Regions from separate parts of the Mus musculus genome. Here region 2 is linked to region 1. Evidence: chromatin loops called from intact Hi-C (ENCODE). Cell type or tissue: heart. All regions are shown on one strand.

What was found. Peaks named below come from ENCODE experiments on the same cell type or tissue, not always from the same donor. Only the 100,000 strongest peaks of a DNase experiment are listed, where the experiment ranks them.
Region 2: a loop joins it to region 1, with 2.4 times the contacts of the local background. A loop is called at or near these places in 3 of 42 quality-filtered maps.

Annotation. Positions count from the first base shown.
Region 1 is chr8:106,728,030-106,736,029 of GRCm38, forward strand. Tango6 (transport and golgi organization 6) reads left to right here. Exons shown (of 18, transcript NM_173037.1): 12 at 7,657-7,791. Among named protein-coding and RNA genes, the nearest start is that of Tango6, 49 kb to the left of the region's middle. In heart, no CTCF peak of the experiment used is centred here; no DNase peak of the experiment used is centred here; H3K27ac peaks cover 2,219 bases.
Region 2 is chr8:106,830,904-106,838,903 of GRCm38, forward strand. All of the region lies in intron 17 of Tango6 (transport and golgi organization 6), which reads left to right. The region is part of intron 1 of Gm34197 (a long non-coding RNA gene); the gene reads right to left. Among named protein-coding and RNA genes, the nearest start is that of Gm34197, 12 kb to the right of the region's middle. In heart, no CTCF peak of the experiment used is centred here; a DNase peak (open chromatin) is centred at 4,198; H3K27ac peaks cover 853 bases.

The DNA.
Region 1 (8,000 bases):
TGGTCCCCTGTCATTGCCAGGAACAGTGACAGGCAGCAGCAGCAGCAGCATTAAGTGCCCTAGTTCCAGAGTGGAGACTATAAAAACCATTCCTACTCAGAATACTCAGTGATCTCTGGGATGAAGGTTGATTTGAGGTCTAGGGTAGAGATTGTACATTATAAGCTTCAAGGCAGCTTGATGTGCCCAGGCACAAGGAAGCCATCTGAATTTAATGGGGTCATGGCAGTAGCAGTCAGGAGCCACCTTGAAGGGACTCTTGTTGCAACACACCACACAACTACAGCATTCAGAGGAACAATGGCTAGAGCAGACACATCAAAGATAGAAAATGAGGTTTTAAACCTCTCAGGATTCCTTAGAGATTGTCAGGGCCTCTGGTCACTATTTTCTAAGTTGATAATCGAGGAGAATGAGGATAGCACATGTCTAGCCTTTCTTGTAGTGATCAGATTTCATCAGACACGCAATGGAGAATTTTCCATAGGAGAATCACAGGCTAGCGACTAGTTGGTTGCTTGCCTTCTGGGACAGTCACAGCCAAACCATTCAGAAGGACCTAGAAAACTACTTCTTAAATCTCTAATGATTTTATGGGTTTAGGGAATGATCACCATTGCCTGCAAATGGTTAGAAGGGCTGTGGATGGAATATTCTTATGTTCCCAGTGAAATTGACTGTCCCCCCTTTTATAAAAAATTTCAAGTTTGAAGTAATTTTTAGTAATTATTCTGTTTATTTTTGGTTTTGGGTTTTGAGAGTGTTTCACTGCATATCCCTGGCTGACCTGGGATTTGCTATATAGAACTCATAGAGATCCTCCTGCCTCTGCCTCCCGGTGCTGGGATTACATTTGTGTACCACCATACCTGGCTTTTTCTTTCTTTCTTTTTTTTTTTTTATTAAGTATTTTCTTCAATTACATTTCCAATGCTATCCCAAAAGTCCCCCACCCCCTCCCCCTCCACTCCCCTACCCACCCATTCCCATTTTTTGGCCCTGGCGTTCCCCTGTACTGGGGCATATAAAGTTTGCCTGACCAATGGGCCTCTCTTTCCAGTGATGGCCGACTAGGTCATCTTTTGATACATATGCAGCTAGAGTCAAGAGCTCCGGGGTACTGGTTAGTTCATAATGTTGTTCCACCGATAGGGTTGTAGATCTCTTTAGCTCCTTGGATACTTTCTCTAGCTCCTCCATTGGGGGCCCTGTGATCCATCCAATAGTTGACTGTGAGCATCCACTTCTGTGTTTGCTAGGCCCCGGCCTAGTCTCACAAGGGACAGCTATATCACCGTCCTTGCAACAAAGGCTTGCTAGTATATGCAATCATACCTGGCTTTTTCTTTTGTGTGTGTGCAGCATGTATTAATTGAACATATTAATGAGGACTATTTGTTGAGAGAACTTCCTAGTGAATACCTTGTTCCTACTTCCTACGTAGATATTGGAGTATAATTTTACTGTACTCCGTCAAATCTTCTTTCATGATTTCATTCCTCCGTGTCTTATTTTTCAGAACATTACAGGGTTAGTGCAGACAGCAGTGCACGCTGTGCCAAATATTTTGGACAGATTGGTCTTCTGTCACCCTCGATGGCCAAACAGGTTGTCGTGGGTTCCCACATGTATGCAGTGGGAAGTATAGGGCACTTGGGAAGGATTCTGACCTAAGCCCAGAACCTTGACCCTGAATCCAATTAAGGAAATGCAGACGCCAGAGTACTGTGTTAGCAAAGGCCAGAGGAAGCAGTCAGCCAGGTCCAAACTGCGAGAATCTGCAGTGCTTGTGTGTCTGCTTCTTCACCAAATAGATGGCATAAAAAAAAAGGGGGAACCCAGCTGGGCATGGTAGTCACGCCTTTAATCCCAGCAATGAAGAGGCGGAGGTAGGCAGATCTCAAAGCCATCCTGGTCTACATAGTGAGTTCCAGGACAGCCAGATCTACATAGTGACACTCTGTCTCAAAAAAGCCTGGATGGATGGATGGATGAATGGATGGATGGATGGACGAGTGAGTGGGTGAACCAGTACTAGATTCAGATAAATAACTGGGGGACTGGAGAGGTGGCTCTGTCAGTTAAGTGCTTACCATGCAAGCATGAAGACCTGAGTTTGGATCCCCGTGTAAGAAGCTGGGCTTGGCAGAGTTCATCTGTAACCCCAACTCTTATGGGGTTGGGCAAGAGTGGTGGAGACAAGTAGATACCTAGCTCTTACTACCCAGGCAGTCTGCTAACTGGTGAGTGCTATGTTCAGTGAGATACCCTATCTTCTAAAGTCAAAAGCAATAGAGGAAAATGCCTAAAGTTAACCTGTGTGCACACAAACACATGCACACATACGTTTAAAAAATTATAGGCAAATTGTGGCTGGGCATGGTGGCATGTACCTTTAATGCGAACACTCAGGAGGTACGACAGGCTATGCCTGAGTCTCAGGCCTTTCTGGTCTACATAGACAGTTTAGACCCTGTCTTAAAGAAAAAGGAATTATATGAGATATTCCTTATAACAGTTGTGGGCCAGGCATTAAGCTCAGCTTAAAAAAATATTTTTAAAAGAAAGCAAAGAATGTCATATGGCAGTAATTTATTATGAAGTGTGTCAGATGGTGATTATTTCTGGAGGAAGATGGAATAAGGAAAAGGGATGGTAAGTAGGTGGCTGTGGAGAGCTGCATTGAAGAGATGACCTGTAGCCAGGGAGGGTGTGAAGACTTGCAGAGAGAGGGATGATACCCAAGAGTATCAGGACCAGCGAGGAGCCCAGTGCCAGTGCAGGGTGTGAGCAAGGTTCCTAGTCTCTGCCCTTTCAGAAACTACATCCTTTGTACACTGCTGAGTTAGATCACTGTAGTCAGCAGAGTAGAAATGGTTCTTCCTGGTGTTTTTCTTTTTTTGACTCTGTGTGTGTGTGTGTGTGTGTGTGTGTGTGTGTGTGTGTGATAGACTCGTTACAAAAACAGAACACAGAGAGAGTTGCCCGTTATAAAGACAAGGTATTGACCTATTCTGGAAATCATAGGTCAGCATCAGCAGGGCAGATGTGTGTGCTTGTAGAGGTGAGAGTTGGGAAAGGAGACACTAACAGTTGGAAGCTACAGAGCCATAGCTGATCAGCAGCCTGAGAAACTGGGAGACGGAGCATCTGCACGGAGAGAAGCATGGAATGAACCTCAACAGAGCTGCTGAAAAGGGAGCCAGGCATCAAGGTGTGGTATGCCAATAATCCTAGCACAGAGGGGAGGCAGGAGGATTGCCACAACGACATAGTGACATTGTCTCAATAAGCAAACAAACAAATAAATAAATAAAGTCTCTCCCTGAAGCAAGTGTGGCATTGCTCCAGAAACAGTGCGAGTAAAAGGGGCAAACAGTGTGAGTTCCTTCTGCAGCAGCCTGGGCATAGCACTAACTAATTAGGAAAGGGACTGAGTGCAGGTCATAACACAGTGTTAAGGCTATCTGAGACTTAGGGGAACCCTTCTCTTCCCCAGCAAAACAATAGAGGCTTTAAAACTACTTTTTAAAAATGTCTTATGTTGTACGCATGTGTATAGGGTAGGAGTCACATGGAGGTCACAGGATGGCTTTGTGAGTTGGTTCTCCCGTCTTTACTTGGGCTCCAGTGAGTAGACTCAGTTGACTGGCTTGCATGGCAAGAACTGTCCCCTGCTGAACCATCTCACCAGCTTAGAGGTTTCCTCTTACCCAGGGCTTTGCCTGTGGATGGAAGTCGCATCTGAAGAGCAGGAGACTTGTGCTGTGTGGATGTGTCCTGTCTCATCTCTCCCCACCTGATTCTGCATCTACTGAGTCAACTGCTCATAATTACTTCACTCTTTAATAATAACATTAGGTATTTGCTGTTTACCAGGCTCCATTCTGAACCCATGACGGGTATTAACTCATTTAATCCTCTTAATGACCCTATGGAGATGTGTAACTTGCTGACGAAGTGCTGACAGAGTGGAAGGGGCTGGAGGCTGGCTTGATTGTGTGCATTTCAGCAGCCTCCTGAGGGATGCTGAACTCGAGGAACTCTGCCTTGGGTGGGAGTCAATTGAAAAACTCCCCTGAGTTCCAAAGGGCTTCAATCACTGAGGACCTCTTGGGTTGGCAGTCCTGTCAGAACCACAAAAAGTGGGAAACTAGGGAAAGCTGCTGTCAAAATGGCGCTCCAGGAAGGAAGTCTGGTTGGACATTGCAGCGATCCTACATGTGGGGGATCGATCAGGAAGTTCAAGCTCATCCTTGGCTACATAGCGACTGGGAGGCCAGCCTAGGCTGTATCAGAGTCTGTCTCAGTGTCCTTCCAACAAATAATAAGGAAGTTTGGGAGAAAGGATATTTTTATTGATGACATACATTAATAAATGGCCCTCCCTTTATAGTTAGCAGTTCCTAGTTTTTAAATATTTTTTTCAAGTCTTTGAATTTTTATACATTTATACGATGTATTTTATCATATCCATCCACTACCTTTGTTCAGCTCTCCTAGAGCCCCACCAGCCTTTTGTCTCTCTGTTTTCTGCTCTGTTGATTCTCAGTTGTTTGTTTTATGTTTGCATGCATACAAACAGAACTCTTCTGTTTCTCTGGGAAGCCCTGGCTGTCCTAGAACTTGCTTTGTAGACCAGGTTAGCCTTGAACCTGCCTCTGCCTCTGCCTCCCAAAGTCGATTAAAGTATGGCTTCCAGCCTTTTAAAAACAGGTACATAGTGGATCAGGTGAGATGGCTCAGTACATAAAGGTGCTTGCCACCAAGTCTCACAGCCTGAGTTCAGACCCTAGAACCCATTCCAAAGAGAGAACTCACTCCTAAACTGCTCTAACCTCCACACAAATGTGGCATGTTGCACTTGTGGACACACACAGGGATAAACAAATGTAATGTTTTTAACAATAAAAAAAATGCCTAGGAAGGAGCTTAGGAAAGCTAGTTCTAGCAATTAACAAATCTTGTGCTAACATAGAAGGTAAATAAAAGCAAGGCACCCTTTAAAATTTTTTCTCTGGCTTAACTAGATGGCCCCAAATGGTTTATAAATCAGGAAAGCGTCAGGGTTAGAGAGGGAGGCGCGTTTCCCCCATTGTTTCCGTGCGAGGAACATTTAAATAACCTTTGCAGTTTCCTGCCTTGCCCCAGAAGACAAGTGTTAACAGGCCATTCTCCCAGCTTTAAGCTTGCAGTGAGGAATCTAGCATAGCATGTGATTTGTCCAGAGAGTTAAACATGCAGCATTGCATAGTGGTTAGAGGCTTATTATGGCCTATCTCAACTTTCCCATTTTCAAAATGATATCTCCCCTTTGAGCCATTAATCCTGAATATCCACGTGTGCATGTGTACGTGCATGAATGCCTGTCTGCTGTTGTTTAACGGTGATTATACGAGGCTCAGTTCAAATGATGCTGACCAAATTAATTCCATTGAAAGGTTGTTGGTAGTCTGTATAAAACCTTACGTATGAATGATGGTAAGTCTGTAGAAATAGTGACACTTAGAATTTGACTCTGGATTTCTTACAGGTTGATTGAGGACGCAGGATTATAAATAACACCAGGAACCTTCTCCCCTGTTCATTGCTTACTAGAATTAGACTGTCACGTGAAACTGAGAAATCTCTGAGGAGGAAACCTCCTTCAGAGAACATTTTAGATGACCAGAAAGTACTACTTACTTTTATGTATGCATTTGATAGTATATGTGTATATGTGCATTCTCATGTGTGCATGTGCGTGTGGAGCTAAGAGGCTGACCTTGAACATTCATTTTCTATCTCCTGCCGACTTGATTTTGAAGTAAGATATCTCTTGTCACTTGCTGCTGTGCTATATAAACCCCAGGCAGGCTGCCCTGTCAGGTTCCTTTCAGCTGGGCCTCCTTGACTTTGTAATATTGCTCCCGTCTCTGCCTCCTGTGTCACTGTAGGAGTGCTGGGTCACAGACATTTCCAGCAGTGGGTTCTGGATCTAAACCTGTAATTAGACTTACAAGGCAAGTGCTTTCACTTGCCTAGTTATCTCCCAGGCACAGAGTTTATTTTTTTAGAGTAGTTTTAGGGTCACAACAAAATTGAGCAGATACAGACGTTTCTCAGATATCTCCTATGCCCTCATGTCCCTAGCCTCCCCATTGTTACCAAAGAGTAACGGCTTTTTAGAATTCTTTACCTCGTGTGTGTGTGTGTGTGTGTGTGTGTGTGTGTGTGTTTGTGTGTATCTCCTGGGGACTCAACCCTTTCACCTGCTAGGTGTACCCTGAGCTACATTCTGGGCTCTTTGTTGTAACTGAGGAATCCACATAACCACATCAGTGTGGCTCCCAGTCTGCAGCTTACATCAGGGTTCACTCTGGGGCTTGTACTGTTAATAGGTTCCACATGTCTGCCATCCTCCTGTATCCTAAAAATAGGTTCACTCTCACATCTGCCCCCTGTACTCACTCACTTACACTCTCTCTCTCTCTCTCTCTCTCTCTCTCTCTCTCTCTCTCTCTCTCACCTGTATCCTTGCAGATTGCTTCCTCTCACTTTGTATTATTTCTCCTCACTAATATTCCTCCATGTCTTTTCATGGCTTGCTAGCGCACCGACAGTACTAAATGACACTGTCTTGACAAGTCTGTTTATGCACTCACCTTATGGAGGTCATCTTAGTCACCTCTGAGCTTCGAGATTCATGACTAGAGCTGCTATAAACAACCAGCTGCAGGTTCTTCTGTGAGCCTGAGTTTCTACCTCCTTTGGTAAATGTCAAATGCAGTGGCTGGGGCAAAGGAGAATTCTTTGCTTTATAAGTGATGGATTCTTGGGACAGAGTTTTTAGCTCAATGGTAGAACCCTTGCCTAACATGTGCAAGTACTTGCTTGCCAGTACTGAATTAAAAATGGATGGATGGATGGATGGATGGATGGATGGATGGATGGATAGATAGATAGATAGATAGATAGATAGATAGATAGATAGATAGATAGATAGATAGAATGCCAGGAGTAACTGATGCTTATACTCCCAGCACTTAGGAGGAAATCTGCTGTGTATTATTGGAGACTAGCTTGGGCTACATGAGACCCTCATCTCAACAGACAAGTACATTGCTTGCTTAGCATGCAAGAAGCCCTGAGTCTGATTTTCCAGCACCACATTAACTGGGCTTAGTGACACATACCTATAATCCCAACACTTGGGAACTGAAAGCAGGAAGAGCAGAAGTCCAAGGCCATCCTTAACTACTTAGCAAATTTGAGGCCAGCCTGGGCTATATGATTACATAAGACCCTGTATCAAAAAGAAAAAAGAGAGAGAGAGATTCATACTCTACATATGAAAGATTCGGAAGCTTCTGCATTGCTAAACTCCTCCTGAAGGTGCTTGGTGGAGTAGATTGTTTAGAGCACTATATGCTCGTGGGTTGTCTTCTCCATCTCGACATTTAGCTATTACTGTTTCTTTTAAACCATCCTATATAAACTGTCAGGTGTAAAACAGAAACCCATGAAAAACAGCAGAGAATCACAGAGCTCCGCGTCTGCTACCCAGGAGCAGCCGTGACGTGCTTGTGATGCAAAGGGGGGTAGTACAGACGTCAGATGGAAGGATTCTACAGTTGCTTCCTGCCCCTCACTCATTCTAACTTCCTTCTCTGGCAGGTAGTGGACTTTGTAGCAGCAACACTGCAGAGAGCATGTGCAGGCCTGGCTCATGAGGCAGAGAGCGCCGTGGGATCCCAAACCCTGAGCATGTCCATGGGGCTGGTGGCTGTCATGCTAGGAGGAGCTGTTCAGGTGAGCGTAAGTGTGAGCAAAACTTGAATGTCACATGGGGAAGAGGACCTGCCGCCCTTCTTCCATACCTTCATGGAAAGCAAGAATGGATATTGCACCCAGGAGAACTGGGATGGCCAAGCTGGGTTGCTGATGAGAATCATCTCCAACATAGATGACAAGCCTGCTCCCTTCACAGTGCCCTGCGCAGATGTCATCATCAAAAGGGC
Region 2 (8,000 bases), 100 kb after region 1:
GGACATAGTACTACCAGAGGATCCCACAATACCTGTCCTGGGCATATATCCAGATGTTCCAACCGGTAAGAAGGACACATGCTCCACTATGTTCATAGCCGCCTTATTTATAATAGCCAAAAGCTGGAAAGAACCCAGATGCCCCTCAACAGAGGAATGGATACAGAAAATGTGGTACATTTACACAATGGAGTGCTACTCAGCTATTAAAAAGAATGAACTTATGAAATTCCTAGGCAAATGGATGGACCTGGAGGGCATCATCCTGAGTGAGGTAACCCAATCACAAAAGAACTCACATGATATGCACTCACTGATAAGTGGATATTAGCCTAGATACTTAGAATACCCAAGATATAAGATACAATTTGTGAAATACATGAAATTCAAGAAGAACGAAGACCAAAGTGTGGACACTTTGCCCCTTCTTAGAATTGGGAACAAAACACCCATAGAAGGAGTTACAGAGACAAAGTTTGGAGCTGAGACGAAAGGATGGACCATCTAGAGACTGCCATATCCGGGGATCCACCCCATAATCAGCTTCCAAACGCTGACACCATTGCATACACTAGCAAGATTTTGCTGACAGGACCCCGATATAGCTGTCTCTTGTGAGACTATGCCAGGGCCTAGCAAACACAGAAGTGGATGCTCACAGTCAGCTATTGGATGGATCACAGGGCCCCCAATGGAGGAGCTAGAGAAAGTACCCAAGGACCTGGGGGGATCTGCAACCCTATAGGAGGAACAACAATATGAATTAACCAGTAACCCCCAGAGCTACATATGTATCAGAAGATGGCCTAGTCGGCCATCAGTGGAAAGAGAGGCCCATTGGTCATACAAACTTTATATGCCTCAGTACAGGGGAATGCCAGGGCCAAGAAGTGGGAGTGGATGGGGAGGGGAGTGGGGGAGGGGAGAGTATGGGGGATTTGAAATGTAAATGAAGAAAATACCTAATTAAAAAAGAATAGAAAATAATAATAATAATAATAGACACCTAGTATGATCTAGCTAAAGTAAAGACGTGAGCTTTTTTTTTTAATCATTTTATGTGTGGGGTGTTCTATCTGAATCTGTATCTGTGCATTTTGGTGCCCACAGAGATCAGAGGAGAAGGGATCACATCTCCTGGAACTAGAGTAGATGGTCATGAGCTACCACGTAGATGAAGTAGGTACTGGGAATCGACTTGGGTCCTCTGCAAGTTCAGCTAGTCCTCTTGACCACTGAGCCTCCTGTCTACTCTTCTTGCGTGTGGGCTCCATGCCCTTGCCCTGCAATCCAGCTCTTCTGAGGGAGGTGGCATCACTGCTGACCGTGACTCACTGTGCAGCATACAGTACTCAGAGCACCCAACACTCAGAGTCCTGTTCTGGCTCCAAAGGCAAACATCACAAATAAGAGACATGACGTTCCAACTAAGATTGTAGGGCCATCCGCAGCTTCCATGGGCTCAGTGGGGGATGGGATTCACAGTCTGTATGAAAGTGGGTTCAGTCTCGGCGTTGGTCATCTGTGAGAGGTGAGTGCTGTGGACGTGAGTGTGTGCCCTTCACTCCTCAACAATGACAGATGCGTATGACACTGGGAAGATGAGGCTTTGGCACCTCGCTGCGGCCATTAAGCCTCTTCTAGTGACTGACATAGGTGACAGCTTGTAAGACCTAACACTGAAACTTCTCTGTTCCTGTCCCCCACATCCCCATTACACAGACCTGCATGTGGGAGGCCTGGCTTTGACTTCTGGATACCTCAGTGTCTGTAGAAGGCCTTTTCCTCATCCTTCTCATCCTTGTCTAAAAGGACCAAAAAGATTCTCTTTTTTTTTTTTTTTTTTAAGATTTATTTATTTATTTATTTATTTATTTATTTATTTATTTATTGTAAGTACACTGTAGCTGTCCTCAGACACTCCAGAAGAGGGAGTCAGATCTCGTTACGGATGGTTGTGAGCCACCATGTGGTTGCTGGGATTTGAACTCCTGACCTTCGGAAGAGCAGTCGGGTGCTCTTACCCACTGAGCCATCTCACCAGCCCCAAGACTCTCTTACTTATATATATATATACTTTTATTTTTTTTTATTTTTTTGGTTTTTCGAGATGGGTTTACTTATATATTTAAAGCTCCAGAATTTTTGGATATAAGAAGTAGAAAAGATCTTTGAGATACTTAATGTATATACCACAAAGATGTCCATTGGCATAGTAACTCGTGAGTTTCTCCTTTAAAATAAGGTCAAATAAGTTTGGAAAGCCCTAGAGATTCAGTTCGTGTTAGCCATCATAAGAATCCAGACGTCTCATATTATGAATGAAGGAAGGGCTTGTGGGTTTTCCAGAGTTTTCCAAAGCTAATGCCAGGAAGCAGCAGTACTGGTTTCCTGGTGTCTCTGGCAACCTGCATTGCCAAATGCTAGTGAAAGTCAGCTTCTTCCCGCTCTCCCTGTGTTTAATTTACTTGTTCATCAGGAACAAGATTTGTCATGTTATCGAGGGCACCTTAGTGACATCATCAAGATCTGTTATGTTACCCAGGGTACCTTAGGTAACATTATTAAGGTGAGTCAGTATACAAAAGAGGACCAAGGCTTGAGACCGAGGACATGGCTTAGTGGGCAAGAATCCTCAGACCCAAGCTGGGCAGGGGCCATGTATGCTTTAATCCCAGCACTCAGAAGGCGGAGGCAGGCAGATCTCTGTGAGTTTGAGGTCAGCGTGGTCTACAGAGCAAGTTCCAGGACACCCAGAGAGAAACCCTGCCTAGGTGGTGGAATACGCAGACATGTATTTGGAATCTCCGTGCTCCACAGGCACATAGGAGGCAAAAGTTCACGGGTTAGACACCTGCATACTTAGCAGAAAATCAAGAGACTCCTGTTTCAAACAAACAAAAGGCAAGGACCTTTACCAAGATTGTCCTCTGACCTCTGTACCTCTACACTACATTTACACACACACACACACATGAATGTACACACAAATACATATCCAGAATCAGGTTTGCAAGAATCCATTCTATCAGCCTTGTCTAGATCAGACCAATGAGTTTTTATTAGGACATATATTGTTATAACCCCTTTTTATAGTATTGCCTACATTCTGCTAAGTAGAAGGGATAGCTGCTTACACAGCAGGTGTGTTTCTTTTCTCGTTTCCTTTTTTTTTTTTTTTCGGTTTTCCGAGACAGGGTTTCTCTTTGTAGCCCTGGCTGTCCTGGAACTCACTCGGTAGACCAGGCTGACCTCGAACTCAGAAACCCGCCTGCCTCTGCCTCCCAAGTGCTGGGATTAAAGGCGTGCGCTACCATCGCCCAGCAATAATGCATGTCTTATTCTGAGTTAGCACCCTGTTCTTTCTTCTCTGTATTGAGGTTGGGTCATTGCAGTGGCTTAGAAACACACCTGTTGCCGGGCGTGGTGGCACACACCTTTAATCCCAGCACTTGGGAGGCAGAGGCAGGCGGATTTCTGAGTTCGAGGCCAGCCTGGTCTACAGAGTGAGTTCCAGGACAGCCAGGGCTACACAGAAAAACCCTGTCTCGAAAAACAACAAAAAAAAGACATTCATTATTCAGTTGCTCTTGCGTGTAGAATCTCCATGAGTGGGGTAGCTACAGATACAGACAGACTCAGGTAAGTGCTTTTGGTAAATTCCAAACAAATCAAAACACTCTTTCTCGATATGCATAGTAGTTTCCTCAAAACAAAACAAAACAAAAACTACATGTGTATGAAAACTCCCCAAAAGACTTTGACTGAGCACGCACTGTTGGGCATTTATTATGTAACAGCACTGATGTCTGCGTGCTCTCCATGAATTGACCCATTCTGTCTTTGTAACTATTTGGTTTAGGGTCTAGTTTCATGTGCCTGTTGTTAAGATGAAGAGACTAAGGCAAGGAAGATAGGTTAACTGTCCCCCAACTGTCCAGTGGTAGCTTCAGAACACAGTCTCAGTCTTCTGTGTCCCTGTCATCTGAAAGACCCAGAAAGGTAGTGTCCTGGATATTTATTCTACAGATCATGACCAGATAAAGGCTGTTTGAGATCTGTGAATCCATAATATCCAAAAGGAATCCAGACCAGGTCACCTCTCCCACCACAGTTCCTGTCTACCCAGGAGAAGGACAGAGGAGCTGTTGGAGGGTGTTTGGGCTGGCGTTGGGCCCAGGAGCCCTCCAGGACCTGTCAACAAGTCTTCAGAGAACACAGACAGGAAACAGGCAGGTTGCCTTTGTCCTTCCTCATGTCCCTCCATCTCTTGCCAAAAACCCAGCCCTAGATTTTGCATTTAGCAAGTTCCCATCACAGAGAAGATGAGAAATATCAGGGAGCAGAGAGAAAGCACAGGAGACCAAACCCCTTCCAGGTTGCCAGGCTAGGGAGAGTCTTGGGACTTTTCTCCCTCCGAAAGTAATTACACTGCTGTGACAGGTGTCTGGGTGGCAAACATTCCTCTGTATCCCTTCCTCTGAAAAGAAGAAATCCTGAGTACACTTGTCTTGGGGTGGTGTGAGATGACACCAGTTTGATACTGGGTAGACTGGGCAAGGTGGGACAAACGTAGGAAGTGGGGGTGGGAGGCAGCCCAGGGACTGGCTGCACCTACATCTTCTGTGAGTGTTCTGGTGCCGATTTCCCCAATTGTGCATAAGGACAAAAGTGATGACTCTGGCCCTGGTGATTGTCAGTGGGAAATTAACTCACGATGTTGGTTGCTTCCAAACACGAGTGAATTAGACTTCCCAGTAGTGCCAGTTGATAAGGAGGTATATGATGTTACAGGTTAAGCTCTACAGAATGAAAATGAATGTGAAAAAATTTTATGAAGTTAATCATCTGTTATAGGCTCAAGACAACCCAGTAAACTCTGGTATGCATCATTCACAAAAGGTAGCCTAATAGAAATTAAGGTTCATTTTCAACAAAAATTAAGACAAGAATGAGAAATGAGGAGGCTAGCCAGGCTGTGGCACTCAGGATACAGTCAGGTGGATCTCGGTGAGTTTAGAGGCCATCCTGGTCTACAGAGGGAGTTCCATAAAAACTGAGGCTACACAGAGAAACCCTATATGGAAAGAGAGAAAAAGAGAGAAGGGGCTGATGAGGGGCTGGAGACGGCACAGTGGTTAAGAACACTGTCTGCTCTTACAGAGGATCTAGGTTCAGTTCCCAGCACCCACATGGAGGCTCACAGCTGTCTGTTACTCCAGGCCTATGAGATCCAACCTCTCCTGACCTCTAAGGTCATACATACATACATAATGGCATACACACATAGCACAGTACGTTTACTCAGTGCATTTATTGGTGAGATAGTCATACACATACTACAAATAAAATCTTTTTTGGGGGGGGGGGGAGGGGAGGATTTGGTTTTTCGAGACAGGGTTTCTCTGTGTAGCCTTGACTGTCCTGGAACTCACTTTGTAGACCAGGCTGGCCTCGAACTTAGAAATCCGCCTGCCTCTGCCTCCCAAGTGCTGGGATTAAAGGCATGTGCCACCACCACCCAGCTGAAATAAAATCTTTAAGTAAGTAACAGTTTTTAAAGAGCAGGAGTTGAAGGTCATCTCCAGCTACTTAGTTTGAGGGCTGGGGAGATAGGTGGCTCAGTGGACAAAACATTTGCTGCAAGACTGACAGCCTGCATTTGATCCACCAGACCAATGTCTGAAGGAGAGGACCAGGTCCTTGTTGGTCGTTGTTCTCTGACCTCACCACAGGCACTGTGGTCTGAGTCTCCTCCACACAAAGTAAATAAACGCTGTAAGTCCTCTTGTCGCTCACTGTTCATTGCCCTGTGGTTTGTGTGCTCAGGCAGTGGTTCCTGGGGAAGCCCACACCCTCCAAGCGTCTGCACTGAACATTGCTAACACTCACTAATGACTAATTATACCTCAAAACTCTTTAGGTCCTAAATCCTCATAGCAACTCTGTGACAAGTAGGCTCCCAACCTATCCACAGATGGGACGCTGGGGCACAGCACGCTTATGTCTCCATGTTCAGGTCACGAAGCCAGCAGAGGTAGAAGTAAGGGGCCAGCTCTGCTCTTCCTGAAGGGTTTACCTGACCAAGCCTGAGGCTGTACTGGAGAAACATGTGAACTGTTAGAGATGTGTTCAGACACAGATGGCTTCCCAGGACCCCTTTGCTTCACCACTGGGCTTTCTTCTGGTCTCCAGTTCTCCTGAGTTAGCGGGTATTGTGTCACTGGAATGAGGAAACGGAAGCCTGCCACCTTGTTGAGGCAGGTTTTTCTTTTTGTCTCAACTGAGCTTCACACTGTAGGCTAGCTGGTGGGGTGGGGAGTTCTGGGGAAGGCTCTCCCTGTGCTGAGAATGTAATGCGTGCTCCCAAGTCCAGCTTTTATGTAGGTTCTAGGGGACCCAACTCAGGTTGTAGAGACGGCATAGCCATCTCACTTGCCTGGGAGACACAGTACAAATGTACATGTAAGAGCTATTCTCTGTTCTGGGAAAACTTCTTTGTTCATAATTAAGAAAATTCCAAGAAATATAGTCCAAGTCTCTTTGCCTTGTCATTGGCACTTAGCTGCATCTTGGGCAGCCTCTTAACACATTGACATTGAAGTAATGGTAGATCCCTACTAAGGCTCCTGTCAGCTTTTTTAGGTCTTTTATTGTTTTGTTTTTCAGCTATCCTGTGCTGCCTCATCCTTATTTGTATTAGATTACTGATTCTGGGGGGCTGGGAGGTTGCTTGGGGGGTGAGTGCTTGCTCCAAGATCATGGGCATCTGAATTCACACCCCCAGCACCCACAGAAGAGCCAGTGGCAGAGACAAGCAGGTCACAAGAGCAGCCAGGTTTGCAGAAATGAGTGGTCAGTGGGAGACCCTGCCTCAACAAACTGTATGCTAGAGGAAGGTCTCCAAAAGTGACCTCTGACTTTCTCTCTCTCTCTCTCTCTCTCTCTCTCTCTCTCTCTCTCTCTCTCTCTCTCTCTCTCTCTCTCTCACACACACACACACACACACACACACACACACACACGTTGAGTTTCTTGTTGATACATCATTGTTAAGTCGTCAGAATCACCTACAAAGTATAAGAAGTGTTAAAATTTTTAAAGTCATAAGTCCCAAACTTTAAGAATCTGATTCTTAGGAATCTGGCAAGTTCCAGACATTTTAAAAGTTTTTCATCCAGGCAGTGGTGGCGCCTTTAATCCCAGCACTTGGGAGGCAGAGACAGGCGGATTTCTGCGTTCGAGGCCAGCCTGATCTACATAGTGAGTTCCAGGACAGCCAGGGCTACACAGAGAAACCCTGTCTCGAAAAACAAAAAACAAACAAACAAAAAGTTTTTCATGGGGGTTCAGGGAGCAGTTGGAGAGATGGTTCAGCAAAGAGCACTTGTTGTTCTTCCAGAGGACCTGGGTTCAGTTCCCAGCGCTCAATTGGCAGCTGGCAGCCATCAGTAGATCCAGTTCCAGGAAGTCTGACACTCTCTTCTGACCTCCACCAGCACCAGTCATGTATGTGATACACAGACATCCATGCAGACAAAACAGGCACACATGCAAAATAAAATGTTTCATAGAGGCAACGGCTGTGGCTTGCCTATCATGCACAAAGTATGTCCCCCTATACCACTAAATAATACTGAGGCTTTTCATTTGCATCAGTAGATTAAGTGTGTGTGGAGAGGGGGGGGTCACTAACTACTTAGACAGTATCCCTTGGGGGCAATGTGTCCACCCTCTGTGGTGAGGGCCGGGGTTATAATCTCTAGCATGTTTCACACTCCCATGTGCATTAGCAAACAATACAGACCCTAGCCTCATCCGTATGTCCACACGTCTGGTTCTCTCCAGCCTTTGGTCAAGCTCTACAGCCTTTTCTTCCTGGGTCATTGCAGCACTGAGTTCCACTAAGCAGATGATCTAGGGTCTGCAACCAGCACTTTCTCTACCTGCAAAGACCTGGCTAACTCCAGGGACACCCAGGCTGTTTGAGCAAGCTAAGA